Linked DNA regions of Homo sapiens: region 2 is linked to region 1. A link is an interaction called in ENCODE POLR2A ChIA-PET data of the cell type or tissue named here. Cell type or tissue: OCI-LY7. All regions are shown on one strand. Region 1 has its middle 6.0 kb from the start of GAR1-DT. Region 2 overlaps MCUB (mitochondrial calcium uniporter dominant negative subunit beta).

What was found. Peaks named below come from ENCODE experiments on the same cell type or tissue, not always from the same donor. Only the 100,000 strongest peaks of a DNase experiment are listed, where the experiment ranks them.
Region 2: POLR2A ChIA-PET joins it to region 1 with 7 read pairs; 2 of 35 experiments call an interaction of 5 or more read pairs at or near these places.

Annotation. Positions count from the first base shown.
Region 1 is chr4:109,807,380-109,811,379 of GRCh38, reverse strand. No RefSeq gene overlaps it. Among named protein-coding and RNA genes, the nearest start is that of GAR1-DT, 6.0 kb to the left of the region's middle. In OCI-LY7, no CTCF peak of the experiment used is centred here; no DNase peak of the experiment used is centred here.
Region 2 is chr4:109,588,761-109,592,760 of GRCh38, reverse strand. All of the region lies in intron 1 of MCUB (mitochondrial calcium uniporter dominant negative subunit beta), which reads right to left. Among named protein-coding and RNA genes, the nearest start is that of MCUB, 31 kb to the right of the region's middle. In OCI-LY7, no CTCF peak of the experiment used is centred here; a DNase peak (open chromatin) is centred at 1,573; H3K4me3 peaks cover 431 bases; H3K27ac peaks cover 1,330 bases.

The DNA.
Region 1 (4,000 bases):
CTCCATGTGTCAGGCCTCTGAGCCCAAGCCTGCGTGTATACATCCAGATGGCCTGAGTCAACTGAAAACTACAAAGGAAGAGAAACAGCCTGCTCCTGTCTTAACTGATTGACCAACCTTAAGACATTCCATTATGACCTGTTCCTTCCCTGCCCAACTGATTGATTGATCGACCTCGTGACATTCTTCTTCTGGACCATGGGTCTTATGATCTCCCCACCATGCACCTTGTGACCCCCTCCTCTGCTGACAATAGATAGCCACCTTTAACTGTAACTTTCCACTGCTTATCCCAGTCCTATAAAACTGCCCCACCCCACCTCCCTTTGCCGACTCTTTTCAGACTCAGCCCACTTGCTCCCACATGAAATAAACAGCCTTGTTGCTCACACAAAGCCTGTTGGTGGACTCTTCACATGAACACGGACGAGCGTGACACCGTGTTTTACAACGTTTACAACATTAGCAAAGCAACAGGGAGGCATTTGAGTTATGGGGCATTAAAATTGCTTCCTTAAAATGTTGTCTTTGATTGTCTATTACATCAGGAGAGCTCGTTACCTGTCAGTTGACTGAATAAAGGGAGGCCAGGGGAGATTAGGAAATGTAAATCAGGAAGGAGAGGCTGATGTCATCAACCTATTGTCTCTCCCTCTCCCTCAACCTGTTGTCCCTCCTTAATTCAGCACCCACCAATCATCAACAGCACCCCCTGTTTGCATCAAAAGCTGAGAATGGACTCAATGAAATGAACATAGTTGTGTGGAGCACTGTCATGTTTGTGAATGACCTCTAGCGAAATTCCTAACAGAGTTGTTTGATCACTAGTCATTTACTACAAGTGTTGGCATTACATGGAGAAAGAAGTTCAAAAGAATGCCAAAAAAAAAAAAAAATTCCAATCTCTTCTGGAATCCCTAGTAACCGCTCCTAGACCCCTAATGACATCTGCAGAAACTCACGCTAGAGTATAAGCTCCTGAAGAATGACAACTACATCTTCTTTGTTTTGGTACCCTCAGCACTTAGTACAGTGCCTGGAATAAAATTGATGCTGATGCCCAATAAATATTTGTTAAATGGAACTGAATTCCTCTGTGCTTTGAATTTCTGCTCATGCCTTGAGAACCTACTTATCAACAAATGATCATAGAATGATGGTCAAAGAGACAAAGAAAATATGAAAGAGATGGGGGTAGAGAAAGTATATTAAGCACAGTCTAGTTGTGGTATTCAAGATCTAAGAAGGTGTCCATCCAGTTGTTTCACTGGAAGGTTAGGACATCTAATTAAAATACCAGTAAGGAGATACAGATGTTCCTCAACTTAACGATGGGGTTATATCCCAATAAACCCATCATGAGTTGAAAATATCTGAGTGGAAAATACATTTCATATATGTAACATACTGAACATCATAGCATGGCCTAGCCTACCTTGAAGGTGCTTAGAACACTTACATTAGCCTACAGTTGGGCAAAACCATCTGGCAGCACAGCACACTGGAGAGTCTCATTTGCTGCTGCTGTCCAGCATCATAAGAGAATATTGCACGCATATCACTAGCCAGGGAGAAGATCAAAGTTTAAAATTTGAAATACAGGTTTTGCTGAATGCTTATTGCTTTCACACCATTGTAAAGTAGAAAAATTATTCAGTGTAACCATTGTAAGTTGGGAGACTGTATTGCTAATGACAGAGAAGAGGGCTGGTAGCTAGGAATAGGGCTGAAATTTTTTATATTAGAACAAAATTTTAAAAGTACTTAGCTGAAGCTAGGCATGGTGGCTCACGCCTGTAATCCCAGCACTTTGGGAGACTGATGGGGGGCAGATCACCTTAGGTAAGGAGTTGGAGACTAGCCTGACCAACATGGTGAAACCCTTTCTCTACTAAAAATACCAAAATTAGCCGGGCTTGGTGGCGTGGGCCTGTAATCCCAGCTACTCGGGAGGCCAAGGCAGGAGAATCACTTGAACCCGGGAGGCTGAGGTTGCAGTGAGCCAAGATCGTGCCACTGCACTCCAGCAACACAGCAAGACTCCACCTAAAAAAAAAAAAGGCTGGGCACTGTGGCTCACACCTATAATCCCAGCACTTTGGGAGGCCAAGGTGGGTGGATCACGAGGTCAAGAGATCAAGACCATCCTCGCCAACATGGTGAAACCTCGTCTCTACTAAAAATACAAAAATTAGCTGGCCATGGTGGCACACATCTGTAGTCCCAGCTACTCGGGAGGCTGAGGCAGGAGAATAGCTTGGACCTGGGAGGCGGAGGTTACAGTGAACCAAAATGATGCTACTGCACTCTGGCCTAGTGACAGAGTGAGACTCCATCTCAAAAAAAAAAAAAAAGAAGTACTTAGCCAAGGTGCCATTAATTGTAAATATTAATGTGAACTCATGACTTTCTCTTTTATTTGGTTTTTATTATGAAAATTTCAAACGTAAACAAGAGTTGAAAGAGCAATATAATGAACTTCTCTGTACAACACCTTCAGCCTTTTGCAAATGTTATTCCTCCTATTTCCTCACTGTTATTATTAAAATTATTATTGCTAGAGTGTTTTATAGTAAACATTCTGTTCATAAATCTCCAGCAGAGGACTTTTTTAAAAAACATAAGCACAGTACCATTACCACACCTAACAAAAATTTTCTTAGTATTAGCGAATGTCCATGTGGAATTTTTCCAAGTTATTTCAAAATGTAATTTAATAATTGGATCAATCAAATGAAGATCCAAACAAGGGCCATACATTGTATTTTATTGATATGTCTCTTAATTTTCTTTTATTCTGTGTCAATTTCCTCTCCCTGTTTTTTTTCCCGCCCTGCCCCGCCATGGCATTTATTTGTTGAAAATACTGAGTCTTTTTGTCATGTAGAATTTTCTACTTTCTCACTGATTACATCCTTGTGGTGGTATAAATTGTTTTTCTATCCTCTGTATTTCCCATAAACTGGTAGTTAATTGATAGTGAGATCTAGAGACTTGATTGTTTTCAGGTTCTTTTCTTTTCTTTTCTTTTCTTTTCTTTTTTTCCTCCTTCAAGAATACTTCCTACCGTCCCATGAAGAGACACATAATATTTCTTATCCTTGTGGTGGTATAAATTGTTTTTCTATCCTCTGTATTTCCCATAAACTGATAGTTAATTGATAGTGAGATCTAGAGACTTGATTGTGTTCAGGTTCTTTTTTTTTTCGACCTGCAAGAATACTTCCTACCATCCCAGGAAGAGGCACATAAAGTCTGGTTGTCCCTCTTTGGAGATGAGATCAGTCAGTAGGATCAGTGTTATCAGCCTCATCAATCTCTTAGAGTTCCCTGCCAGCTTTTCATCTAACGGTTTTAGCAGCTGTTGGTGATCATCACTAGATCCATTGGCTCATAAGGTAGTGCAAAATAGTAATATGATAATTCTATCATTTATTTTGCAATTATTAACTGAAATAAAGAAATTTCCTTTTTTATTTCAATTTTTTGCTATCATTGTTCCTTATAATGCTTAAAATATTTCATCTTTGAGAGCCCCTTCAAGTATTTTAATACCACCAACTAGCCTCCAATGGCTTCCTTGCTTTCTGGTACAAAATATTTCTTTCACATTTTATGCCCCAGATGTGGAATCGCCCTTTCTCCAAAGAGCCTTAGTTTTTTAAATGGAAAATGGTAAGTAGAGAAGACAATCTGCCACTAAGGAGTGCTCATTGCTTCTGGATTGTTAGGACTTCTAGGCCCTATCAGTGGACACAGTGGACAACTAGAAGGTAATTATTTTTAGAAAGAAAAAAAACTGAGGGTCATAGCGGTATTTCCAATTCAAAGTTAAGACTACAGGGTTTCCATTTCTTTGAATTTAAACTTGTGTTTGTCTTACCCTGAAATTCTTATGACATTAGCATAATTATTTATTTGCCTTAGCCTCCATATATATATATATATATATATATATATATATATATATATATATGCTGTCAAGTAAGTATTATTATTA
Region 2 (4,000 bases), 220 kb after region 1:
CATAGGATACATGTATTTCATTTAAAATTTTATTTTAAAAAGAACTATAAACAAGTATGGAACTAGAGTAGATTTACTTTTTGCAGTGGTATGGAATAACAGTTTAAAACTACTACTTTCTGTGTATTCTAGGCTGGAGTAAATGATTAAATATAGTGAAATAATGGCTGACAGGTTCCTCCTGTTAGATAATCAGTTACAGAAATGTGGAAGATGAGAACATAACCTTAAGTGTGGCACTGGAGTTGTTGGTTTCAAACATGAACTTGTGGCATGTTTGTGTTACATAAAAATATCTACAGGTGTTATAAAACATACATAAATATATATACATATAATTTTTTTTTTTTTGAGACAGAGTCTCGTTCTGTCACCCAGGCTGGAATGCAGTGGCATGATCTCAGCTCACTGCAACCTCCACCTCCCGGGTTCAAGCAATTCTCCTGCCTCAGCCTCCCGAGTAGCTGGGATTGCAGGTACACGCCACCATACCCGGCTAATTTTTGTATTTTTAGTAGAGATGGGGTTTCGCCATATTGGCCAGGCTGGTCTCGAACTCCTGACTTCAAGTGATCCACCCACCTCGGCCTCCTTTCAAAGTGCTGGGATTACAGGCGTGAGTCACCATGCCCAGCTGCATTTTTATTAAAGGAGGAAATTCAGCAAATAAAGTATAGTTCTTGGAAATTAAAGAATTAAAACAGCAGAAAGAGAAACCTCAAAAGAACATTTAAAAGATCAAGTTAAGAAAATACTCGAGAGGCTGGGCGTCGTGGCTCACGCCTGTAATCCTAGCACTTAGGGTGGCTGAGGCAGGTGGATCACCTGAGGTCAGGAGTTCAAGACCAGCCTGGCCAACACAGCAAAACCCCATATCTACTAAAAAATACAAAAATTAGCCAGGTGTGGTGGCGCATGCCTGTAATCCCAGCTACTTGGGAGGCTGAGGCAGGAGAATTGCTTGAACCTGGGAGGTGGGGGTTGCAGTGAGCTGAAATCAGGCCACTGCACTCCAGTCTGGGTGACAGAGCCAGACTCCATTTCAAAAAACAAACAAACAAACAATGGGACTTAAAATACGATGGAGAAACAACTCAAAAATTCTCTCTCTAGTTATTGATGTAGTCAATGCAACTAAACTACCCACTGTTGTCTTTGAAAAATGTATACCACTCATATATATACTTCCCCCTCCCCCAAGTCTACTGAAAGAGGTCTTCTACCAAATTGAGTGACTGAACCAACAAAGTCTACACAACAGAATTTAACATGAGAGGCCTGGAGTGGTGGCTCACGCCTGTAATCCCAGGACTTTGGGAGGCCAAGGAGGGCAGATCACCTGAGGCCAGGAGTTTAAGACCAGCCTGGCCAATATGGTGAAACCCTGTTTCTACTAAAAATACAAAAATTAGCCAGGCGTGGTAGCGCACACCTGTAGTCCCAGCTACTCGGGAGGCTGAGTCATGAGAATCACTTGCACCTGGCAGGTGGAGGTTGCAGTGAGCTGAGATCGCACCACTGCACTCCAGCCTGGGCAACAGAGTGAGACTGTCTCAAAGGAAAAAAAAAAAAAAAGAATTTTAACATTTAACATGAGAGAGGACGATGGTGAAAAGGAGAGAACAAAGTGGCAGCTGTGCAGTAGACAGGAAAGGCATGTCAGAAGGCTTCAGGGAAGATTTCTTTAAGATAAAACTGAAAGAATTTCCAACGAGTTTCAATGTATTGAGAGGAGATTTACACAGCTGAAGGAACATTTGAGATTTTGAGATTGAATTACTAAGTGGTATGAAGAGAAACTAATTGCAAATGTGGGTGCATGCATACCAACAATTTTTAACTTCTGACAAGACATGATTACCTTGTGTAGAAAAGACAAGGTAATCATGGTTTTCTACATGTCTCACCAGTGAATAGCCTTTATGTAGTCACAACAAAATAAACCCTGAATACTAAGCTAAGATTATGATAACACTTTATAGAGAGAAAGGGGAGACAAGCATGGGGCAGGAGTGAAAAGAGCTAAATCCTCATCTTCTATAGAGGTCAACAGAAAATGCCTAAAACTGAAATATCAAGTGACAGCAACAGAAGCGTTATCATTCAGAGCCATGAAGGTAAGTAAAACTTACCAGCTAACAGTAGTAAGTGATTGCTTTTAAGGAGTGCATGGAAGTCCGCTGTTTTTCATAGCAATTTATACAACTATTTGACTTGTAATGTATGCACATATAAACCTGATAATAAAAACTAAATTTTAAAAACTCAATTTTTTTAACTCCTTTTACATGGGCTTTCCAATTATTAATAAAAAGAAGCTCAATTTTTAAAATCCCATAAAACAGCTAGATAACACACGGAAATGGCATTGGATTTAGTTTTCACTATTCTCATCAGTGTTTCAAAACTGGAGTAGAAAGTATTTAAACTATAAGCAAAGAAAAGCAAAAGGGTAAGCCAATTATAGAGCAATGACAATTGTAAACACCATACTGATCATGAAATACTTCCAAATATATCCCAGTTTTACACAAAATTGGCAAAGAAATTGAGGATTATAGGGTTATTACTTACTCTTAGAATTAAAAAATTAACGATTATTTCTAGCATAATTCTAATGGCCTTAAAAAAGTCAACTTTTAAGAATATGCCTTTCTCACAAAATAACAAAAATGAAACAGATAATTGATATGAATTTGTCTTAATTGAAGAATATTCCTCCCTAGTTAAAAAAAGGAACAACGTAGAGAGCTTACCACTAGACAAATTGGTTGATGGTAATTTTTTGGATCTGTATCAACTAGAGGAAAGAAACACAAGATGTTCCTAGCATTCTTATCTAAGATATGATAAGGCAGTTCTAAATAAAAGCCATGTCTGATAAAGAAGTGTGAGGATTCCTGCATGGTCAGGCAGACGGACAAAAGTCAGTCAGGTGAATAGTATGCACGGAGCACCCACTCTGTGCCAGGCAACCTGCCACCCCCTGAGGATACAACAGTAAACAGGATGTAATCCCTCCTCTCATAGATCCTACTGGTCAGATCTAAAAGGAAGGAGAGAGAGAGAAAAAACCATCACCAGAAATATGCTGATTTCAGTAAGCTGCCATTAAAGCTTAACCAGGAATTTGTGTGAACACTACTGAAGGGACTCAATTCAATAAAACAATCTGTCTCTGTGTCTCCGTTTCCACATCCCAGCACGGAGGATGGCAAGTAAAACGAATGTTATTTATAGGATTCTGCCCAAGATCCCTAAACCTAAGGGCTTTCTCTACTGCTCTAAAGTAAGTGGGTGAAGGCTGAAGTATCCAGCACAGGATTCATGTTTGCAGAGAGACGGGAAGCACTTCCTGGGTTAGAGTAAACCAAGTTTTCAGTAAACTCCCTGGAAAGTTATTCCTAGAGGGGAGACAAATGCCAGAGTGTAGATGATGAGCTAAACCAAGCAGTCAAACTAGTTCTGCCTTGCCTTCTGGCAATCAGGGTTCTCTGGGAACATCCACCCTACTCATTCACACAAGGAGGAACTACTGGGCCGGGCATGGTCTGCACCTTGAGGCAAAAGAACTGAGTAAAGACCTTATACTTCAGGTTCTACCTTACAAAGAAATCTGTAAAGACACCAGTAGCTCTCACTTGGAGGACCATCAGAAGGATGCCAACATAGTTACACAAAAATAATTTCAAAAAGCACAATATATTCAATGCTGCCCTGTGTTAATTATGGTTACCTTAATGACTTCTGTTAGGACAAGTCCCTTCTCATTATTTTTTTTTCAGAATTTTCTAGACTGTTCTATCCTTTTACCAATGAATTTCAAAAATGGTTTACCAGGTTGTATGAAAAATTCTATTACACTTCCTTTTTATCAATCATTCTTTATATCCAATTTAGTCCCCACAAAAATATGGATTTACTAGAACTGAAAACAAAAGCCAAGATTTGATGGTGTAGACTAAGCTATCAGAGTGAAGCATAAAACTTGGCCCTTGTC